Linked DNA regions of Mus musculus: regions 2, 3 and 4 are each linked to region 1. A link is a contact called in ENCODE Hi-C or POLR2A ChIA-PET data. All regions are on one chromosome and are shown on one strand. Each heading gives the region's core, a stretch centred on a gene start or an enhancer-like site at or near the end of the contact. The rest is flanking DNA. Distances are from core to core; before and after follow the strand shown.

The links. Hi-C counts contacts between places; a loop is a spot of excess contacts on that map. ChIA-PET counts read pairs that join two places held with the same protein, here RNA polymerase II (POLR2A).
Region 2: POLR2A ChIA-PET joins it to region 1 with 37 read pairs in embryonic stem cell. The contact joins the promoter of Polr3h here to the promoter of Tef in region 1. POLR2A ChIA-PET finds 5 or more read pairs at or near these places in 3 of 5 experiments (Patski and embryonic stem cell).
Region 3: POLR2A ChIA-PET joins it to region 1 with 19 read pairs in Patski. The contact joins the promoter of Rangap1 here to the promoter of Tef in region 1. POLR2A ChIA-PET finds 5 or more read pairs at or near these places in 3 of 5 experiments (Patski and embryonic stem cell).
Region 4: POLR2A ChIA-PET joins it to region 1 with 12 read pairs in embryonic stem cell. The contact joins the enhancer-like site here to the promoter of Tef in region 1. A Hi-C loop is called at or near these places in 1 of 37 maps with a recorded cell type or tissue (left cerebral cortex). POLR2A ChIA-PET finds 5 or more read pairs at or near these places in 3 of 5 experiments (Patski and embryonic stem cell).

Annotation. Positions count from the first base shown.
Region 1 is chr15:81,810,071-81,812,826 of GRCm38, forward strand. It overlaps Tef (thyrotroph embryonic factor), which reads left to right and starts at 1,344. Exons shown (of 4, transcript NM_017376.3): 1 at 1,344-1,650. The coding sequence starts at 1,500.
Region 2 is chr15:81,924,798-81,927,553 of GRCm38, forward strand. It overlaps Polr3h (polymerase (RNA) III (DNA directed) polypeptide H), which reads right to left and starts at 1,416. Exons shown (of 6, transcript NM_030229.4): 1 at 989-1,416. The coding sequence starts at 1,099.
Region 3 is chr15:81,728,505-81,731,260 of GRCm38, forward strand. Rangap1 (RAN GTPase activating protein 1) reads right to left here and starts at 1,415. Exons shown (of 16, transcript NM_001146174.1): 1 at 1,208-1,415.
Region 4 is chr15:81,889,991-81,892,746 of GRCm38, forward strand. The region is part of intron 2 of Aco2 (aconitase 2, mitochondrial); the gene reads left to right. Among named protein-coding and RNA genes, the nearest start is that of Aco2, 19 kb to the left of the region's middle. Within about 2 kb of position 1,353, at least 1 of the 3 ENCODE cell types and tissues checked has a DNase peak (open chromatin) inside an H3K27ac peak, as active enhancers do; it is left cerebral cortex, where a contact is called at or near this core.

The sequences.
Region 1 (2,756 bases), core at 94-2,593:
ACGATCAACATCACAAAATCTTGTATTTTAGATTCACAGTCCATCACTCTATTCCTAAGGCTACCCAACGTCCTTTAGCCGCTTCCTTTGGGCTTACTCAGCTAAATTTCTTTTTCCTCAGGTCCTAACACAATCCATGCGCTTCTAGCTGTCTATTGTGGTGTTCTGTAACTACCGCATGAACCACAGGCTGCCTTTCCGCCAGACTCAGCTCCTCCTTCCGAGGCAGGGAGCCATGGGAGGGACGGAGGGACAGAGTATAAACAAGCCAAGTCCCTGCCCCTCTGGGAGCTTAATCCCTGAGCGTCTAGTATTGTCTGGGCTTGAAGCCGAGTATGACTTGTACTGCAAAGAGGTACAAAGTTCTGCGAGCCATCTTGAAGGTTTGCACACCCCTTCACGGCTCACAGGTTTCCTAAGGAACCCAGAAACTATGTTTTGTTTTGCTTTTGACTCTAGTTCAATGTTGAATTTTTAAGACTGAGGAAATGGGCTCCCGTGGAGCAACTGGATAATTCCCAAGGTCACAAGCGAGCAGCTAGTAGTACGGAAGTCTGTCCGGACCCTGGTTCGTGGATAGGTTTCAAGAATGCGCTCTCCGTACTAGTGTTTATTCTGCAACCACGCCCGCTCCCAATCCCTAAATCAGTGGGCAACCTGACACCCGCTGAAGCAGCGGAGCTTGGGACCCGCCTGCCCTCCGCTAACCTCGCGCGGAGCGTGGGAGGAGCGCTGGCTGGCTACCCACGTCCCAGTCCCCTTACCCCCGGGCAGAGTCCGCCAAACAACACAACAGGCCAGTCCTGGCTAGGCCTAGGCCAGAGCCAGCCCCGCCCCTCTCCGCCCCTCTCCGCCCCTCCGCGCCGCAGCCGCACGTGCAGAGCCTCGTGCAATCGCGCCGGCCCCGCCCTCTTGCCCCATTGGCTGCCGCGAGCCTTTCCCTCACTGCCCCGCCCCGCGAGGCTCCGCATCTGCTGCCGCTCCACGTGACCCTCGGGGCTGGGCCGTCGCGCCCCGCTCCGCCTTCCTCTGAGGTGGCTTCTCCGAGGGAAGGAGAAAAAGGAGGCTGCGATGAGGTGGGAGGAAACCTGTAGTCACGAAAGTGGTGGCGAAAGGGACGCGACTGACCAAAAAAGAACAGGGGGGCTCCGCAGAAGGGCCCGACGCTCCCGGGCAGGCGGAGCGATACTCCTCACCTGGCCCAGCACGTGTCTACATCGTTTGGTTCTCACAGCCAATCCTAGCCTGAAGAGCTGTGCCCGCCCTTACGCAGCGCGCACCAATCGGAAGCCACGCTATGGGACCGCTGGCCTGGCCTTATGAATAATGAATGAGACGGAACCAGTCCGCGGGAGGGGTGCGGATGGAGAGAGGTGGGGGTGCAGTAGCGCGTCTGCGCAGTGCTGCCCGTGTCAGCAGCTGCGGCGGGTCGAGCCGCTCCGGCCCGTCTCGGGGTGCGGGCGGGGGAGGCGAGGCGCACGAGTGGGGCGCAGGGCACGATGTCCGACGCGGGCGGCGGGAAGAAGCCGCCTGTGGAGCCTCAGGCGGGGCCGGGCCCGGGGCGTGCAGCTGGAGAACGGGGCCTGTCGGGCTCCTTCCCTCTGGTCCTGAAGAAGCTGATGGAGAACCCCCCGCGCGAGACGCGCCTCGGTGAGGGGGGGGGGCTCGCGCGTGTCTGGGGGCGGGGTTTCTGTAAAGGCGGGGCCTTGTGGGGGCGGGCCGGCCCGGGCCGGGTCAGAGGTCAGGGTGAAGCGGTCCAGTGGTGTGGTGTTTATGCGGGCCCGGGCATGACTAGGGGCCTGCTGGACTAGGCCTCTAGCCCAGAGAGAAAGTCAGGGGGTGATCTGGAAAGGACAAGTCAACAGAACTTTGCAAGGAAGCCGCCACTTAGAGGGGGCTCCAGTGGGGCCGCCTGCATCCAAATCCTGAGGATACTGCTTGCCTTCAAATGCGGGTTCCTGGACCTCACCTAGTCTGCGGATCTTGAGACAGAGCGTGTATTTTAAGAAACACTCCACTGCACCCTCGTGGGTGCAGAGTTCACCACCAAAGTTTGAGAGGCCCTGATCAGTATAGCAGATGGCCTTTGTATGTCTTTGGTCCGTCCTGGAGGAAGACGATTCCTCCTCTCTACGAGTGGACAGTGAGCAGGTCCACGGTGGTGCTTTACTGGAAATGCATCCCTGGGAGGTGTGGATGGAGGAGGCAATTTGAGATGAGGGTCGGTAGTGTCTCCCAGTTGTTTTTAAATCAAAGCCTGGTTTAAAAAAAAATTAAGGGAATGAAGGCTGGGCAAAGTAGGGCTGTGATGAGGGTTAGAATGTGGCCACTCAGGTCCTTCTCCTGGTTGATTGTTGGGAATCACAATAGCAGGACCGGGCTTCATCGAATTGCCCAGGCCACAAGAGTCCCTGGGGCCTGGTGTGGAAAGCAGACTTGGCCTGGGTATTTGGCCTGGAAGAGCAGCAGGACTGCCACCTATTGTGGGGTTTTAGGTCCATTGATGTGTGCTTTCAGTCTGAGATCTTCAGATTTCCAAGAGCTCAGCTTAATTAGGGTATCTGGGAAGGACTTGGCTGTTTGTGGATTGCTTGTATCAGGGATCTCATTTCCCTTTCTAAAATGCTGTTGTTTCTTTCCTTGGGTGTGTTCTGGGGCTGCTGTGCTTATGGTTGTCCCTGTTACGTTATAAATAGCTTCTGCTCATCAGGTGAGGCTAGATTCTCTCCTCCTGCCTCAGGACCTCATGTGCACAA
Region 2 (2,756 bases), core at 166-2,665, 110 kb after region 1:
TCATCCCGGGTGACACTCCCCTGTTCCCCACTCTGTGAATGCCTGTCCTTCATGGCATTTACCCCAGCTCATTACAACAAGACATTCTCAAGCCAACTTCTTCTCACTAGGCTACAAGGGCAGAGCCTGTGTCTCCCATTGGAGAGAGTGAAAGTCCGAGAAGGCCCCTGTAGTCATAGAAAGGGAAACACAGTAACCAAATGAATACAAGAAAGGGGCTACTGAGCTGGCTCAGCCGGTACAGCTGCCTCCCTCTAAAGCTGAAAGCTGAGTTCAATTCTAGAGACCCGCACGCTTATCCTCTCACCTCTACTCTCACACTGTGGGCAACACAGATAACACAAACCGAGGCCCAGAGAGGGTGACTTGGCCAAGACAACACAGTAATTGAACGAGGAAACAGGCATATTCCAGTTTCTGTTTTACAAACCCATTTTGTACACACGCTCTCTCCGTTTTGTTTTCTGGCAATCCTGAGAACCGAACCAGTGACTCCGCGAATGTCAAGCAAATTCAAGCACTGTTCAGCATCCTGATGCTTTTTGTTTCTTTTGAGGCAGGGTTTCTCCGTTGTAGCCTTGGCTGTTCTAGCACTCCCTCTGTAGACCAGGCTGGCCTCGAATTCACAGAAATCCGCCTGCTTCTGCCTCCTGAGTTATGGGATTAAAGGCATGCGCTACCGCCAGCAGCTTCGGTGCTTTTAATTTGTCTGAGTCAAGGGCTAACTATATTGCCCACGCTGGCCTCGAACACAGGATCGTCAAAAAGCCTCAATAGCCAAGAAGCTCGGATTACGGGTGTGCACTACCTCGCCCGGCCCATTTACTCCCTTGTGTACACGTTGTCACCCAAGTCTGGTTTATAAGGATGCGAAGGAAAAAAACCCCGACATGAAGTTAAGTGTGCAAGGCCAAGGGTGAACCAGGCGATAGCCAGACTAGCAGTGGGACCGGTAGGGACACTGCCGGGCAGCCCGAGGGCCCAGTACCTTGTTGGCCAATTTCTTGTTCAGCTCCTCAGCAATGGAATCGTTGAGTTTCCGCTCAAACTGCCACGGGGGTATGCGCACGGTGTCCACCATCTCCACCAGCACGAACATCCTGCGCTAGGGCTCTGGAGACCGGAGAGGCTGCCAAGCACGGGGGCCTGCGAGCTGTGATGGGGTGGGGGGGACCCGAGCCTCCTCCGTCCCTTCTCAGCCTCTGACAAGCCAAACCTGCAGCCGAGCTGCGCGGGAGGGCCTGGGCTCCAATTCTGGAAGCTACGCTCGTCTCCCGGAGGAAACTGAGGCCCGCTCCCGCCAGCCTTGGAGGAGCGCCGGCTCCCCGTCCCCGGATGCCACCCTGGCCTCGTTCCGTCCGCACCACGCGCGGGAGCCACGCGCGTCCAGCAACGCTGCGCTTGCCAAACCAAATCAACTCAGCTTCCGGAAAACTGACCAATAAGAAGCATCTGCCCGCCCCTGCGGGTCGCAGAGCTTCGCGAGGCTCCCGTGAGGGGCGGGGCCGGAAGGTGGGCGGGGCCGCCAGCACTCTCCCGCAAGTGAGAGAAGAGGGGCGGGGTAGAGTGCCGAAAGGGCGGGGCCCCATCCTGAAGCAAGCCAACCCCGGGCCCCTGAGAGAGTCTGGTTGCTAGGCGACAAGTCTGCACTTCAAGCCTGATTGTCTTTCTTTTGCACAACAGCCAGATAGACCCTTTGAAAATACAAATTTAACACGTTCAAAATAGTCTTTACTCCAGACAAAGTACCCAAGAGAGTGGGCAGAAAAGGGTCGCCGGGCCTTCCTGGATGATGTCATTTTAAGTGGTGCATTTGATGGATATGCTCACCAAAGCTCAGCACACAAAGCTTAAACAGCTGAAACAGACTCACGCTTGTAATACCAGCGCAAGAGAGGGTGAGGCTGGACAATCACTGCAAGTTCAAGACCAGCCTGAGTTACCAAATGAGATCCTGTGGCCGGGCAGTGCTGGCGCACGCCTTTAATCCCAGCATTTGGGAGGCAGAGGCAGGCGAATTTCTGAATTCGAGGCCAGCTTGGTCTACAGAGTGAGTTCCAGGACAGCCAGGGCTACACAGAAAAACTCTGTCTCGAAAAACCAAAAAGAAACAAAAAACAAAAAACACAGATCAGCTACATAGTGAATTCAAGTCTAGCCTGAGGTACAAAAGACTTTTTGTTTGTTTGAGACTCTTTCTAAAAAGAAAAAGGGGGGTGCCTAACAATGATGGTGACACACGTCTTTAATCCTAGCACTTGGGAGGCAGAGGCAAACGGATCTCAGAGTTTGAGGCCAGCCCAGTCTACAGAGCAAGTTTCTGGACAACCAGGACTGAACAGAATAATCCTGTCTCAAAAAAACAAAATAGAAAAATTTTCTTGCTGCACACTTTTAATCCCAGCAGTTGGGAGGGGCAGAGACTGTCAAATTTCTGAGAGTTAAGACAAACCTGGTCTACCAAGAGAGTACAAGATAGTCAAGGCTATACAGAACACACTCCCTCCCCCACCCAAAAAAAAAATGAGGAGAAAAAAAATAAGGCATTTTGGGCTGGGCGTTGATGGCACACACCTTTCATCCAAACAATTAGAATGCAGAGGCAGGAGGATCTCTCTGAATTCGAATTTGAGGCCAGCCTGGTCTACAAAGCAAGCTGCAGGACAGACAGGGCTACACAGAGAAACCCAGTCTCATAACACATGTAAGACAACAGTGTGCCTTTCTAGAAACAAAGTATTTCAGGGAATTGACAG
Region 3 (2,756 bases), core at 165-2,664, 81 kb before region 1:
TAACAAAGGACATTCTAATTACTGTATCAGTATGAGTGACCAGGAGGGTCCCTGGAAGGTTTCAAGCAACTAAGCGTACACCAAGCTGTTTTTGACAGGAACAGGGTCCCAGTATAAGGCCTGATATTCGAGGGCTCAAAGAATGACAACACTGAGAGGTAGTCTCCTCAGACCAAATAAGCTAGTTCAAACCAAATTAAAGTATAAAGGCAGGTTTATTGGGGACAGCGCTCTAGTGGGTTCACTGGTCCCAAAGAAGGAAAGTCGCCTTGCAAACAGGGAGACAGAGGGGTGGGGGAGAGAAGGAAAAACGAGCTCACATATGCAGAAAGTGAGAGAAATGCAGACAGAGGAATGGAAGGGTAAGTGAGAAGACCAAAATGTCAGGATTATATAGTGAAGAGCTTCAGGGGAGAGAAGCAAGCCCAGCCCCGGGACTGGAAACTTCAAGTAGGGACTGAGGGATTCTGGGAGAACCTGGAGGCCATGTCCGCTTTGGTAGGTTAAATAGGCACCTTAGCCAGCTGTCACGGGCCAGAAACCCAACAAACACGAAGATGAGTAAAAATCTATCTGGAATTCAGCCACCTCTTACAGTTCCACGATGGGACAATGAGATTAAAAACTGGTGGTGGTAGGTAGGGCTCCAGGTGGAAGGGACACACAGACACACACACAAGCCCTCCCCAATTCACTTTAAAGAATGACTAACCAAAGCAAAACAGGGATGGTATTGAGCTATCCAAGGTCAGCAGACGGCCTGGGAGAGAGCAGGCACAAACGGTCAATACACAAACGCCCTCTCCTCCTGGGCGGCCGCGTGGGGGACGTCCTCAGGTGCACGGCCATCCATCGACCCAGCCAAGCGTCAGCAGTGACTCATGCCAGGCTTCCCGCGCGGACGTGGGCCGACTGGGTAGGCAACGATGGACTGCGTAGCCCCACCCGGCACGCCAGCCGGCTTCCTACCGCCTCCAGGTGAGATGGATGGCAACGGGAGGCGCCACCGCCGAGAGGAAGCTGTGGCTAGTGGCCACTCTAGGCCTCAGTTTCCCCAAACGTACAAGGGGCAGCGGCGCCCAGCGTCCCATCCCCCAAAGCCGGGCGCAGCGTGATCAAAAGGGTAGAAGCAAGGCGATCGCTTCGCCCCACCCAGACCCTGGTGGCCCAGGCAAGTGACAGGAAGAGCGTGAGGGCCCCGACTCACCACAAATTAGCGGCACCGCGGCGTGGGGGGACGGAACGCGCGCGTCGGTCACTGCTTGAGAGTCCGCGTGGGGGCCAGGCCCAGTGACCAGTCTGCTTGCCTCTCCTTGCTGCCGCGGCTCCTCGTTTAGCTCGTGCACACCACCTGCTCCACGATCCCCAGCGATTATGGCGGCGGAGGAGGATTTTTGAAAGCCGGCAGTTTCTTTCCTTCGATTTGATTTGTTCAAGCCGGAGCGGGGTTTTGCCGGGCCGGCTTGCGGGGCCTACTGGGAAAGGAAGTCCTGTCCTCCGGCGCTGGCATGGCGGGACGCGCGCGATGAACTACAATTCCCATGATGCAGAGCGCTCGGACTTCGCAACCCTCCTCTCCGCCCTCTCGGCTTCTGGCTCTTTCTCTACAGTACTCTGTGGGATGGTATTTGACGGAAGCGCCCGCAGACTACAAATCCCGACAGACCATGCCGCGAAGTAGCCGCACCCTTCCGTAGAGGTTAGCGCTCATTCATGCAACTTTATTGACAAAGGCGAAACAGTGAATCACTGGATCACTTCAGCATTGATAGGGATCTACTTGCTAAAAGAAATGACTTTAAAAACAAATTCTAATTCCCCTGAAATTGAAAGGAAACTCCAAAGATAATTTTTAAAAATGGAGAAAGTCATTTTGTAATAGAGACAAACTCCAGGCATCGCCTTAACCAACTGGTTCATATTAACATCAATATGAACACAGCATGGCGCACTGATGACACAGCATGGCTGTCCATTCTTCAAATGGATAAAATTAATCAAATCAGAGAGAAAGAGACGGAGAAACAGAGAGCCGGGGAGGGTGGGGAGAAAGAGAGAAAGAGAGAGAGAAAGGAGAGAAACAAAAGCCAAAACCATCTTCCAGAATAACTGGTCTGTATTGTTCCAAATTCTCCTGTGCCATTCAATTTGAAGAATGTTACTCCTTAAAGCCTATGGAAGCCGGGCAGTGGTGGCCCACGCCTTTAATCCCAGCACTCGGGAGGCAGAGGCAGGTGGATTTCTGAGTTTGAGGCCAACCTGGTCTACAAAGTGAGTTCCAGGACAGCCAGGGCTATACAGAGAAACCCTGTCTCGAAAAAAACAAACAAACAAAAAAGACTATGGAAAACGGTTGCTCTGGGGCATAGCTCAATGATAAGTGTATGCATTGAGTTTGAGTTCATCCCCAGCCCTAAAAATTAAACAAATAAATATGAAACAGACATGTTTAATAAGTGAAATACCCGGGCCTGGGTTTCATCTTTCACGGGGCAACAGAGATTTGCTATAAAGGACAATACTAAAATAATTAGCAAAATGTGTCTGTATAGTAAGTGTTACTATCAATATAAGGTGGGTTTTTTTTTGTTTTTGTTTTTTGCTTTTTGTACTGTGGAGTATGTGTGATAGTGTGAAATAAAGTAAGAGAAGTCTTTTTACTCTTCCTGGCATGTACTTCTAATGTCCTTGGCAGACACCCAACCATTGTATGCTGCAAAAATCAGTGAATGCTGGGTGTGTGGGAAAATACTCTA
Region 4 (2,756 bases), core at 103-2,602, 80 kb after region 1:
AAGGATATGATCTTGAATTTCTGATCCTTTTGCCTGTACCTACCAAGTGCTAGGATTATAGGCATGTGCCATCATATATGACACTGGACCTTAAATCCAGTTCTTTGTGCATAGTAGGTAAGCACTCTACCAACTGAGCCAGTCCCAAGCCAGCTTCTAGTCTTGTGGGGTTCATCCAGACTCTATGCTTAAGTCACCTGGGAGGCTCTTACATCAGCCCCTGCTCCCCACCCTCACAGTTATAACTCAGGGGAGCTTGACCTTGCTTCAAACACTGTTGGTTTTTGGCATCACATGGGAGTCTCTTCAGACCAAGACTCTGAGATTGCACTGCAGTTTAACTGATAAGAGCCCTATATTTATTTTTTGTTTGTTTTTGTTTTTTGAGACAGGGTTTCTCTGTATAGCCCTGGCTGTCCTGGAACTCACTTTGTAGACCAGGCTGGCCTCGAACTCAGAAATCTGCCTACCTCTGCCTCTCAAGTGCTGGGATTAAAGGCGTGCGCCACCACGCCCGGCTAAGAACCCTATATTTAATAGGATCCTCTGGTGCATGCCCAGCACAAGGAAGGCAGAGGCAGGCGGATCTCTGCTTTTAAAAATAGCCTCATCTATAGAGCAAGTTCCAGGACCACCTGGCTTGCTTGTCATTTAGTTTTTACTCTGAGCAATTGGCTGAAGCAACAAAACCAATATTTAGATTTTAACTTTGTCAATAAAATTACTAAAAAATTTCCATTTTTTTCCCCTGTGTTAACCAGAGAATTCTGGTAACTATCTGCATGGTTCAGGTAACTGGAAAAACTGCCCTTTCTTGTTGTCGCCATGAACCAAGCAGCTGTCCTCAGAGAGTTGGTTTTGCTCTCAGGAGATGCTCAGCAGTACGTCAAGACATTTCTTAGTTATCTTTACTAGAAACAGAGTGAGGGTTGTTACTACGTAGTGGGTAGGAACTAACAACACCACTAAACAGCCACAGGACAGCCTTATAGCAGAGTCACCTGGCCCACGTGTAGGTAGTGCCAGGGCTAAAAAACCATGACATAGAGAAAAAGTAGAGGTAAGGCTCTTCTAAGAAGTTTTTTATTCTAAAGAATGTGTTTTCTTGTTTGAGAATTTCAAACATGCATGTCATGTGTCTTGATCAAACATGAGCTTACAACGGCTGTAACTGCACCCATAAGACCTAAGGAAGATCAAGCTAGTCTAAGAGCTTTAAAGAAGGCAGAGCACGGCTAGGGGACTCTTCCTCCTCTCAGAGCCTTTGACAGTAGAGCCAGACTCCATTTCCAGGAACAGAACACCACCCAGAAGAACAGAGGGACAGATAAATATAGATAGAGATCCGAAGTCACTCTCTATCAGAAGACGTACTGGTAAGCTGCCCTAGTTTTGCTCACTGTCAGCTGTACATCATATACTGTATTAGAGTGTGTTCATCTCAGGCCACACTGAGGTCACCTATTGTGGAGGTGAGCGCCTTTACTTGCTGAGCCTTCTAAGCAGCCCAGTGTCGGGCTGGTCTTTGTTTAAAGAGCATTTCAGGCATTTCTTTCAAGGTTTTAGTGCTATTTTTCAGCTCTCTTGAGCCCAGAAAGAGAGGTTATATTCTATACAGTGAGTCACTGCCACCCACCTGCCTGGGATATGCTGCTGCAAAGGGCCAGCCTTGCTGCTTTTACTGGCTTCTCTAATGAAGCAGACCTAGAGATTCTTAGAACTACCAGTTGAGCTGAACAGCTAGGACTTTTTTTTTTTTTTTTTTTTTGGTTTTTGGTTTTTCGAGACAGGGTTTTTCTGTGTAGCCCTGGCTGTCCTGGAACTCACTTTGTAGACCAGACTGGGCTCGAACTCAGAAATCCGCCTGCCTCTGCCTCCCGAGTGCTGGGATCAAAGGTGTGTGCCACCACCGCCCGGCCATCTAGGACTTTAGAGAAGAGCTCTTAGTTCAAGGGCTTAGGAGACTGAGATTAGTAGATGGGCCCAGGCAGGCAGAGGAGAAGGAAGGGTCCACGTTTCCTGCTGAGTCATGCTGGGTCAGCAGTAGAGTCAGCATGAGAGCACAGACAGCACACCCTGTTGGATCCTTGCATCTAGTTTTGTACCTCAGCTTTGGGACCTGGGAGAACTCACTTTCCTCCCAGAGCCTCAGTTTCCTCATCTGCACTGTGAGTATAAATGAGTTCTATGCATGAAGTGCTTATGAAAGCCTAAGAGTAGGGACTGGAGAGATGACTCAGTGTTCTCTTCTAGAGAGACCCAAGTTCAATTCCTGGCACCATCCACTATGACTCTGATTCCAGGGGATCGCCAGTCCTCTGGCCTCTACAGATACCTATTTGCACATGTCCACACACACATAAACAATCCCAGGATTTAGGGCTCTAGTCACATAACACTGACCTTTGGTCACAGACTGGAGAGCATGGTAGGCTGGGAATGGGCTGGGTTATTACCAGAGGGCAGGGAAGGGCTTTGGGGTGTGGGTTTCGGGATGTTTGTGTGTGTGGTAATGAGGACCAAGTAAAGGTCCTAGCACCTCCTGCTCTGCATCTGAGCTACTTCCAGTTCCAAAACATATGCCCTGTACAGGGCTTATCAGTCTAATTATACCTCAGTAAAGCGGCCTCTCAGGATGCCTTTGCTTGTTTGAGGAGGGAAAGTCTTGCTCTGTAGCCCTGACCAGCCTTAACTGTTCGGCTCATCTTACACTGTGTCAGTCCTGTCACCTCAGCCTCCTGAATGCTGAGAGCACA